Regions from separate parts of the Homo sapiens genome. Here region 1 is linked to region 2. A link is a contact called in ENCODE Hi-C or POLR2A ChIA-PET data. All regions are on one chromosome and are shown on one strand. Each heading gives the region's core, a stretch centred on a gene start or an enhancer-like site at or near the end of the contact. The rest is flanking DNA. Distances are from core to core; before and after follow the strand shown. Region 1 holds the start of SMIM8 (small integral membrane protein 8). Region 2 holds the start of ORC3 (origin recognition complex subunit 3).

Region 1 (4,761 bases), core at 75-2,574, 270 kb before region 2:
ATTTTCTATAGAATGTAAGTTTTCCCCAACAAGAGACAGCTTTGCGAGGCCATTTCAAAATAGTCAAATAAATATATTTTGGGGTAACATATTTTTATTTCTTTCAGGTCCCACTATGTGTCACGTGATGTTATTCCAGAGTCAGGTTGGAATTTTCTTATTGCTACAGTATATTTTACCAGTCTTACGATCTCCGTTTTAATGTTAATGCTGGTCAGTTGTGTCTAACCTCCAACGGGAGGAAGGTATAATGAGGCATATCCAACCGCCCACCCCTTCCCATCAGGGCCTGAACTCATTTTTCAGGGTTTTTTTGAGATTACCTTGGCCAAGACAGAGGTCCATTCCTTTCAGGGGTGGGTTGGTGATGGTGGTGCTTAGAATTTTATTTTTGGTTTTTGTATTAGTCTCTTCTCACACTGCTAGAAAGAACCACCTGAGGCTGGGTAACTTATAAAGAAAAGAGGTTTCATTAGCTCACAGTTCCACAGGCTGTACAGGAGGTATGGCTCCAGAGGCCTCAGGAAACTTACAATCATGGTGGAAGAGGAAACAAGCACGTCTTACCGTGGTGCAGGAGAGAGAGAGAAAGAGAGAGAGTGTGAAGGGGGAAGTGCTACACTCTTATAAACAAACATCTTCTGAGAACTCCATCATGGGAATGGCAAGGGGGAAGTCGGCCCCATGATTCAGTGACCTCTCACCAGGCCCCTCCTTCAACACAAGGGGGCTATTATTCCATATGAGATTTGGGTGGGGACACAGAGCCAAACCACATCAGTTTTCACGTGTATCCCAACAAACTTAAACATCAGCAAAGTATGTGCAAACCAGCATCCCTATATCTATTCTTGTCTCAACTGCACCTGCATACATCCTGCATCTTGGACTCTCAAGGCCCTAACGTAATGGCAGAGTATTAACTCTACACTTAAATGACTGTTCCCCTAAAGTAGGGGTAGGAAGAAATCAGATCTAGCTTTCTTTCCCAAATCAGAATGCTTTCCACTTTCATGAAATAAACATACTTCTAGGAGATGTCTCCTTTTATTTATACAAACATACACACCGAACTGGAACGTAATTTGAAGTTGGGAGGTGGAAAACTAAAGGTCAAAAAGGGAAGAAAGCAAAAACGTCCCTTGCACACTTCAGCCCGCAGACCCCAAGGAGGGGCGCGAGGTCCTCAGAACCGGAAAGGCTAGCACTGGATGGGTCCCCGCAGCCCCGCGCCGCTGCGCCGCAGCCTCCGGAAGACAGGGGACGCTGTGGCGCCGGGCGGGGCGCCCTCCGCCGCTCTCTCTAGCAGGCGGGGCGGCGAAGCGGGGCGGGGCGTCTCGGGCGAGGAGAGGAGGTGACCCCGCGAAAGGTAAGCGGCGGCTTCGGTGGTGTTGAGTGGCTGGGCGCCGGCCTGGAGGGGCCAGGGCGGCCGCACCATCACGCTCCCGTCTCTGCCCTTCCCAGCTGCCCTGCCGGTCTCCCTCCCAGGGAGGGAGCGTCCTCTCGGATAGCCCAAATCTTTGCCTCTCCGTGGACTCCCTGTACCCGCACCCCAAGTCGGTGAAGCTCTCTGGCCCCACAGAGCCCATTTCCCGTACTCACCTTGCGGGCTCCAGTTTGTTCGGTGCTTCATCCATGGACACCCCCACCCCGAGAACTCTCTCGTTTCCTGCAGTTTCTTAGTGTCTTGGCTCACCAGACTCATAGGGGAACATGGTGGTGTTTTGAGGAGACGCCGCTTTTCTTTTGTCATAGTGCGGACACTCGTGCTTTTTCAGCCCTGCAACACAATGTGTAGAACTTAACGGAATGAAGTTTTCTTTTGGAGGCTTCCAATGCGTCTGTCTTTGAGTAAGCCTTCGGCACCGAACAGTAGTCCATGACATTGGGGGAAGCCAGATGAGACTCAGATTGTCAGTACTCAGGCTGTCGCCAGCAAAGCCTTTCCCCTTTTTTCAGAGACAGTACTACATCCAAGAGGTGGAAAGATACTTTTGTTTTGTTTTGTTTATTTATTTATTTGTTATTATTATAAGTTTTAGGGTACATGTGCACAATGTGCAGGTTAGTTACATATGTATACATGTGCCATGCTGGTGCGATGCACCCACCAACTGGACATCTAACATTAGGTATATCTCCCAATGCTATCCCTCCCCCCTCCCCCCACCCCACAACAGACCTCAGAGTGTGATGTTCCCCTTCCTGTGTCCATGTGTTCCCATTGTTCAATTCCCACCTATGAGTGAGAATATGTGATGTTTGCTTTTTTGTTCTTGCGATAGTTTACTGAGAATGATGATTTCCAATTTCATCCATGTCCCTACAAAGGACATGAACTCATCATTTTTTATGGCTGCATAGTATTACATGGTGTATATGTGCCACATTTTCTTAATCCAGTCTATCATTGTTGGACATTTGGGTTGGTTCCAGGTCTTTGCTATTGTGAATAATGCCGCAATAAACATACGTGTGCTTGTGTCTTTACAGCAGCATGATTTATAGTCCTTTGGGTATATACCCAGTAATGGGATGGCTGGGTCAAATGGTATTTCTAGTTCTAGATCCCTGAGGAATCGCCACACTGACTTCCACAATGGTTGTACTGGTTTACAGGCCACCAACAGTGTAAAAGTGTTCCTGTTTCTCCACAGCCTCTCCAGCACCTGTTGTTTCCTGACTTTTTAATGATTGCCATTCTAACTGCTGTGAGATGGTATCTCATTGTGGTTTTGATTTGCATTTCTCTGATGGCCAGTGATGGTGAGCATTTTTTCATGTGTGTTTTGGCTGCATAAATGTCTTCTTTTGAGAAGTGTCTGTTCATGTCCTTCGCCCACTTTTTGATGGGGTTCTTTGTTTTTGTCTTGTAAATTTGCTTGAGTTGATTGTAGATTCTGGATATTAGCCCTTTGTCAGATGAATAGGTTGTGAAAATTTTCTCCCATTTTGTAGGTTGCCTGTTCACTCTGATGGTAGTTTCTTTTGCTGTGCAGAAGCTCTTTAATTAGATCCTATTTGTCAATTTTGGCTTTGGTTGCTATTGCTTTTGGTGTTTTAGACATGAAGTCCTTGCCCATGCCTATGTCCTGAATGGTAATGCTTAGGTTTTCTTCTAGGGTTTTTATGGTTTTAGGTCTAACGTTTAAGTCTTTAATCCATCTTGAATTGATTTTTGTATAAGGTGTAAGGAAGGGATCCAGTTTCAGCTTTCTACATATGGCTAGCCAGTTTTCCCAGCACCATTTATTAAATAGGGAATCCTTTCCCCATTGCTTGTTTTTCTCAGGTTTGTCAAAGATCAGATAGTTGTAGATATGTGGCGTTATTTCTGAGGGCTCTGTTCTATTCCATTGATCTATATCTCTGTTTTGGTACCAGTACCATGCTGTTTTGGTTACTGTAGCCTTGTAGTATACTTTGAAGTCAGGTAGTGTGATACCTCCAGCTTTGTTCTTTTGGCTTAGGATTGACTTGGCGATGTGGGCTCTTTTTTGGTTCCATATGAACTTTAAAGTAGCTTTTTCCAATTCTATGAAGAAAGACATTGGTAGCTTGATGGGGATGGCATTGAATCTGTAAATTACCTTGGGCAGTATGGCCATTTTCACAATGTTGATTCTTCCTACGCATGAGCATGGAATGTTCATCCATTTGTTTGTATCCTCTTTTATTTCCTTGAGCAGTGGTTTGTAGTTCTCCTTGAAGAGGTCCTTCACATCCCTTGTAAGTTGGATTCCTAGGTATTTTATTCTCTTTGAAGCAATTGTGAATGGGAGTTCACTCATGATTTGGCTCTCTGTTTGTTGCTGGTGTATAAGAATGCTTGTGATTTTTGTACATTGATTTTGTATCCTGAGACTTTGCTGAAGTTGCTTATCAGCTTAAGGAGATGTTGGGCTGAGACAATGGGGTTTTCTAGGTATACAGTCATGTCATCTGCAAACACGGACAATTTGACTTCCTCTTTTCCTAATTGAATACCCTTTATTTCCTTCTCCTGCCTAATTGCCCTGGCCAGAACTTCCAACACTATGTTGAATAGGAGTGGTGAGAGAGGGCATCCCTGTCTTGTGCCAGTTTTCAAAGGGAATGCTTCCAGTTTTTGCCCATTCAGTATGATATTGGCTGTGGGTTTGTCATAGATAGCTCTTATTATTTTGAGATACGTCCCATCAATACCTAATTTATTGAGAGTTTTTAGCATGAAGGGTTATTGAATTTTGTCAAAGGCCTGTCTGCATCTATTGAGATAATCATGTGGTTTTTGTCTTTGGTTCTGTTTATATGCTGGATTACATTTATTGATTTGCATATATTGAACCAGCCTTGCATCCCAGGGATGAAGCCCACTTGATCATGGTGGATAAGCTTTTTGATGTGCTGCTGGATTCCGTTTGCCAGTATTTTATTGAGGATTTTTGCATCAATGTTCATCAAGGATATTGGTCTAAAATTCTCTTTTTTGGTTGTGTCTCTGCCCGGCTTTCATATCAGGATGATGCTGGCCTCATAAAATGAGTTAGGGAGGATTCCCTCTTTTTCTATTGATTGGAATAGTTTCAGAAGGAATGGTACCAGTTCCTCCTTGTACCTCTGTTAGAATTCGGCTGTGAAGCCATCTGCTCCTGGACTCTTTTTGGTTGGTAAGCTATTGATTATTGCCACAATTTCAGCTCCTGTTATTGGTCTATTAAGAGATTCAACTTCTTCCTAGTTTAGTCTTGGGAGAGTGTATGTGTCGAGGAACTTATCCAT
Region 2 (4,828 bases), core at 1,791-4,290:
GGCTGGTCTTGAACTCTTGGGCTCAAGTGATCTGCCTGTCTCAGTCTCTCCAAGTGCTGGGGTTATAGGCATGAGCCACCATACCCAGCTCCTAATCTGAAAATCTGGAATTCTCCAATGAACATTTCCAATTTCCAATTGAGCTCCAATGAACTCAATGAACATTGAGTCTCATGTCAGCACTCAAAAAGTTTCAAATTTTGGAGCATTTCAGATTTCCAGCTTAGGGATGCTCAAACTGTACGGAACATGTTTTTTCTTTGCTCTTTTTTCCCCATGTCCTAACGTATTGAAAATATTATTATTTATCCTCAAGTTTCAGATCATTCCCCAATGACTCTATATTCAGAGAAATACATATATATCTGCATAATTTACACTGCTGTATAAATCCATTAGATTCTGTTCAATGATTGGACTGTGCTTCTTGCTTTCACAAAGAGCACAGTATATAGGAAAGATCTAATTTTAAAGTTAGAGTTCTGTTCATAAACCAACTCTACAATGTATTGATGATGTGGCTTTGGGTAAGTTATTTAATCTCTGTGGATCTCAACTGACTCAATTATATAATAAGGTTAATACTTCTATATCACAGGGTTGCCATGAGCTTAAATGTGAATGTGTAGTAACTAGCACAAATATATACTCAATATATTAGTTCTTGTTTCTCCAACTTATCTTTTTCTTTTTTTTGAGACAGGGACTCACTTTGTCCCCCAGGCTGAAGTGCAGCGGTGCAATCAAAGCTTGCTAGTTTCAGCCACCTGGGCCCAAACGATCCTCCCACCTCAGCTTCCCAAGCAGCTGGGACCACAGGTGTGTGCCACTACACCTAAGTTTTGTTTTTTATTTCTTTATAGAGATGGGGGTCTCCCTATGTTGCCCAGGCTGGTCTTGAACGTCTCAGTTCAAGGGATCCTCCCACCTCGGCCTCTCAAAGTTCTGGGATTACAAGTGTGAGCCACCATGCCTGGTCCAATTTACAGTCTTTACAAAGAACACAGCCTTTGCAAAACTAAACACAATTTGTTTCTCATCATGGCACTATCTTTACTTAAGGGCTAAGAATGGAAAACGTCCACCCTTACACACAGCTTAGATACTAAGGTCCAAAACTACCTTCCCTGATATGGTTTACTGTCTACATTAACATGAATTTATTATTTTTTGTCTTCATTAGCATAACTTTACTGTTCTAGAAGACTTCTGCCCAAATAACTTAATCATTCATTATAAGAACTTCATGAGAAATCTATTAGCTTTTCACGTTTTTTATTTTTATTTTTTGTTTACAGGGTCTCGCTCTGTCACCCACCCTGGAGTGCAGTGGCACAATCATAGCTCACTGTAGCTTCAAACTCGTGGGTCCGTCCAAGTGATCCTCCAGACTCAGCCTTTCAAGCAGCTAGGACTACAGAGGTGCACCATCATGCCTGGCTACTTTTTAAAAAAAATTTTGTTGAGACGGGGTCTACCTATGTTGTCCACGCTGGTCTCGAACTCCTGGGCTCAAGCCATCCTCCCACCTTGGCCTCCCAAAGTGCTGGGATTATAGGCATGAACCACATGCCAGGCCTATTAGTTCTTCCAATAGAAAACCTCAATAGTTTATGCCTTAAGGCTTCTTGCACTCTTTGCTTTTCCTATCAATCTTAAACCGCTGTATCAGATCAGAGTCCAACCCTAATCAAGCCATCTTCCTCCAACACCCTCCTACCCTCTCCCTCTGAAAGACCAGCCTTAAGCCATACCCATCAGTAAAATCTGACCTTGCTTTCCCAGTTTAATACACTACCAAAGCTCTCAGTGGTGTTCTTCCTTATCCCAGTGAGCAATAAATTCAGCTGTCTTAACAAAATGTCATGTTGGTGATATTTGGCGAATTATCACCGGACAGGGCAGTACATCTATAAACATAAAGACAAGGCAGAGGGATTTCCCCACAAATGTCTAGAAATACTGTAAAAATGAGCCAAGATAAATTATACACCAGGCTAATTACGTCCACTAGTACATCCATTAATCAGAAGGAAATGGGTTAGCCAAGACCACAATAGAAAGTTTCCTTGCAAGGGTGGCCAATGAGTCTTAAAAATTCTTTTTGATTAATTCCACATTTATACTGCAATTTTGCCCAGCGCGGTGGCTCAGGCCTGTAATCCCGGCTCTTAGGGAAGCAGAGGAGGGAGGACAGCTTGAGCCCAGGAGTTTGAGGCCTGCCTGGGCAATACGGCGAGACCCCGTTCTCCACAAAAAGGAAAAACAAAACAAAGCAATTATATTGCAATTTTGTAAGCCCTTCCTCACAACAGAGCTGTTCAAATACGACCCTGAACCAAGAAAAACTGAGTCTCAGATAGCTCTTATATCTTTGGGCGTTACCAAAAACAATTCTAGGGTAGGCTGCCTAAGTGACTGCAAGAGAAATAAGCAGCTTTAAAATGAGGTCCTTCTGAAGAACAATCCAGATCCATCATCAATGTCACTAAAGTGTAAAGAACACTAACTTCTATGGGGTCTAATCATGGTCTAATGACTTGCCGCCACCCAGGTAAAGCATTCATAGCTGTGGGGTGGGAAGGAGAGAAGAAAGCACCAGGTACCTTTCAAAGTTTACTTTTCACCGAGACAAACTGATCCCAGCCGACGCTCCACAGGACTTCTGAAGCTCCACCAGCTCCAGAGAAGGGGGAGGAGGTGGTAGAAACTAACAGGATTCCGTGGGACCCACCCTCCAGCTGACTGAGGACTGGCCCGCAGCGGTGAAAGGCCTTTGGGGTCCCTAGCTCCTCAGGGACTCCTCTGCGCGCTCCGGGATCCATACCTGGCAAGCAATAGCGCGGCGAAAGCCGCACGCCATGTCCACCTCTACGGAAGTGCGCCGCAGTCCGCCAGTTCCGGCCTCGCCCCACCTCCTTATACGACCCGCCTCCCCGCGCCGGAAACCCGCCCCGGAGGGTGATGCCAGCCAATCAAGGAGCCGTGTGGCTCGCCACTAACCTCTGCCCTGCAGCCGCGAGGGCGCGCGGGAAATCCCGAGTGCATCTGGAATACGCAGAGTCAGTAAGACCATGGCTACGTCCTCGATGTCTAAGGTATGTGGTGGCCGATGCGCACTGTGGCTCTACCGCTGCCTCATTCCCCTTTGAAGAAGGGATGAAGCCGAGGTTACGTAGGCATCCCTTCCCTGGCTGGAGAGGAGGGAGGGAGCGGCGTACTGAGCTGAGGCGTCCTTGCTCCAGATCAGTTGAGGCCAACTTTGCTTGGGGAGCGAGGACGCGGATCTGCCTTGTGGTATGGCTAGGAGGATTTTTAAGTTCTGGTTGGTGGAGGTCGGATGTCCTGATGATGTGGCCCAGTCTCTCATTTTTCCATCTCACAAATACTGTGCGCCAAGCACTCCGTTAGGTACCAAGATGCAGTGGTAAACAAAACAGATTCAGTTTCTGCAGTCAAGAAAGTCGGTAAACATAGATAAACTGACGATCACAAATTTTAAGTGTTAGCAAGGAAAAGAGTTCTAGGCAGACAACAGAAGAGTGGGAAGAACCTAATATAGGTTGTCGGGGGTTAGCGGAGGCTTTTTGGAGAAAGTGACCCTTTCGCTGAGACCTGAAAAATGAGTAGAAGTTAGGTTAAGGATTAGGGCGAGGAGGGCAGAGAGAACAGCATGTTTCTTCGGCCCAGAAGATAGAAATAAAATGGCATATTAGAGGAATTTAAAAATCATAATCAGAAAGTAGACAAAGAGTGGGAGCGTCATGAAAAATGAGAATGAAAAAGTAATGTGGATGCGGGTGTGTGTGGTGGGATATCTTATAGACCTCCTCATGTTGGCTACCTAGATGGCAAGAAATTGCAAGACATAGTGTAGTTGGTAAGAAGATAAGCCCTAGAGCTGTATTGTCCAATGTGTTAGTCACTCACCACATGTGGCTATTTAAATTTGAGTTAAAATAAAGTAAGATTAAATAAAAATTCAGTTTCTCCGTTGCACTAACCACATTTCAAGTGCTCAATCATCACATGTGGCTGCAGCTACCATTTTAGATAGTGCAGATATAGGACATTTCTATCATTACAGAAAGTTCTGTTGGACAGCGCTGTTCTGGACCACAAAAAGTAAGACCTTGAGTTCTATTGTAAGTGCAGCGGGAAGCCCCTGAAGTTAAGCTGTCTGAGAAAGCTGAAAAATGCACATGAAGAAGCTACATTCTCCCTATGTTAAAACAATGGATTGATGAAGAAGGCTATGTCATGGATCTGATTTTTTATTTTGATTAAAACGGTTTATGAGAAGCAGTGCTTTTAAAGACTACATCTCAAGGAAAAAGGACAAGCCCTGGGGTTTAAGGTTATGCTAGTAGAGATTCAAAGGTAGTATTTTTATTAGAAATGGTACTGGTTTTATTTTGTCCTGGTTATAATGTTCTGTAGGTTTTGAATGGTCTATCCCTTAATCCTGTTGATTGCATAAGCACCTCTTATTTTTATGTATCTTGCAGAAAGTAAGATTTTTCAGGAAAGCATTTTTGGTATTATAACAAATGTCTGTATTGGGATGAGACCTTACATGAATAAGAAGCTTTAAGAACTATTTCATGAATTTATGGAACTGCAAGCTTTTTTTCTTTTTCTTTTCTTTTTTTTCTTGAGACAGAGTCTTGCTCTGTTACCAGGCTGGAGTGCAGTGGCGCGATCTCGGCTCACTGCAACCTCCACCTCCCCGATTCAAGCTATTCTCCCACCTCAGCCTCCCGGGCAGTTGGGATTACAGACATGCCCCACTACACCCAGCTAATTTTGTATTTTTAGAAGAGACAGG

Evidence for each region. A loop is a pair of places that touch in the nucleus more often than their neighbours do. ChIA-PET counts read pairs that join two places held with the same protein, here RNA polymerase II (POLR2A). Pooled maps may share reads with other maps.
Region 1: a map of natural killer cell shows a loop between it and region 2 (17-fold over the local background). The contact joins the promoter of SMIM8 here to the promoter of ORC3 in region 2. A Hi-C loop is called at or near these places in 5 of 168 maps with a recorded cell type or tissue (CD4-positive, alpha-beta T cell, CD4-positive, alpha-beta memory T cell, CD8-positive, alpha-beta T cell and 2 more), 1 of 37 single-sample maps with no recorded cell type and 16 of 50 pooled maps. POLR2A ChIA-PET finds 5 or more read pairs at or near these places in 2 of 52 experiments (HEK293 and activated T-cell).

The regions. Positions count from the first base shown.
Region 1 is chr6:87,321,264-87,326,024 of GRCh38, forward strand. SMIM8 (small integral membrane protein 8) reads left to right here and starts at 1,325. Exons shown (of 4, transcript NM_001042493.3): 1 at 1,325-1,369. GJB7 (gap junction protein beta 7) reads right to left here. Exons shown (of 3, transcript NM_198568.3): 2 at 1,603-1,780. RefSeq lists a silencer at 1,147-1,436.
Region 2 is chr6:87,587,095-87,591,922 of GRCh38, forward strand. ORC3 (origin recognition complex subunit 3) reads left to right here and starts at 3,041. Exons shown (of 20, transcript NM_012381.4): 1 at 3,041-3,098. The coding sequence starts at 3,075. It overlaps RARS2 (arginyl-tRNA synthetase 2, mitochondrial), which reads right to left and starts at 2,893. Exons shown (of 20, transcript NM_020320.5): 1 at 2,828-2,893. The coding sequence starts at 2,863. RefSeq lists enhancers at 2,023-2,984, 2,748-2,977, 4,358-4,828.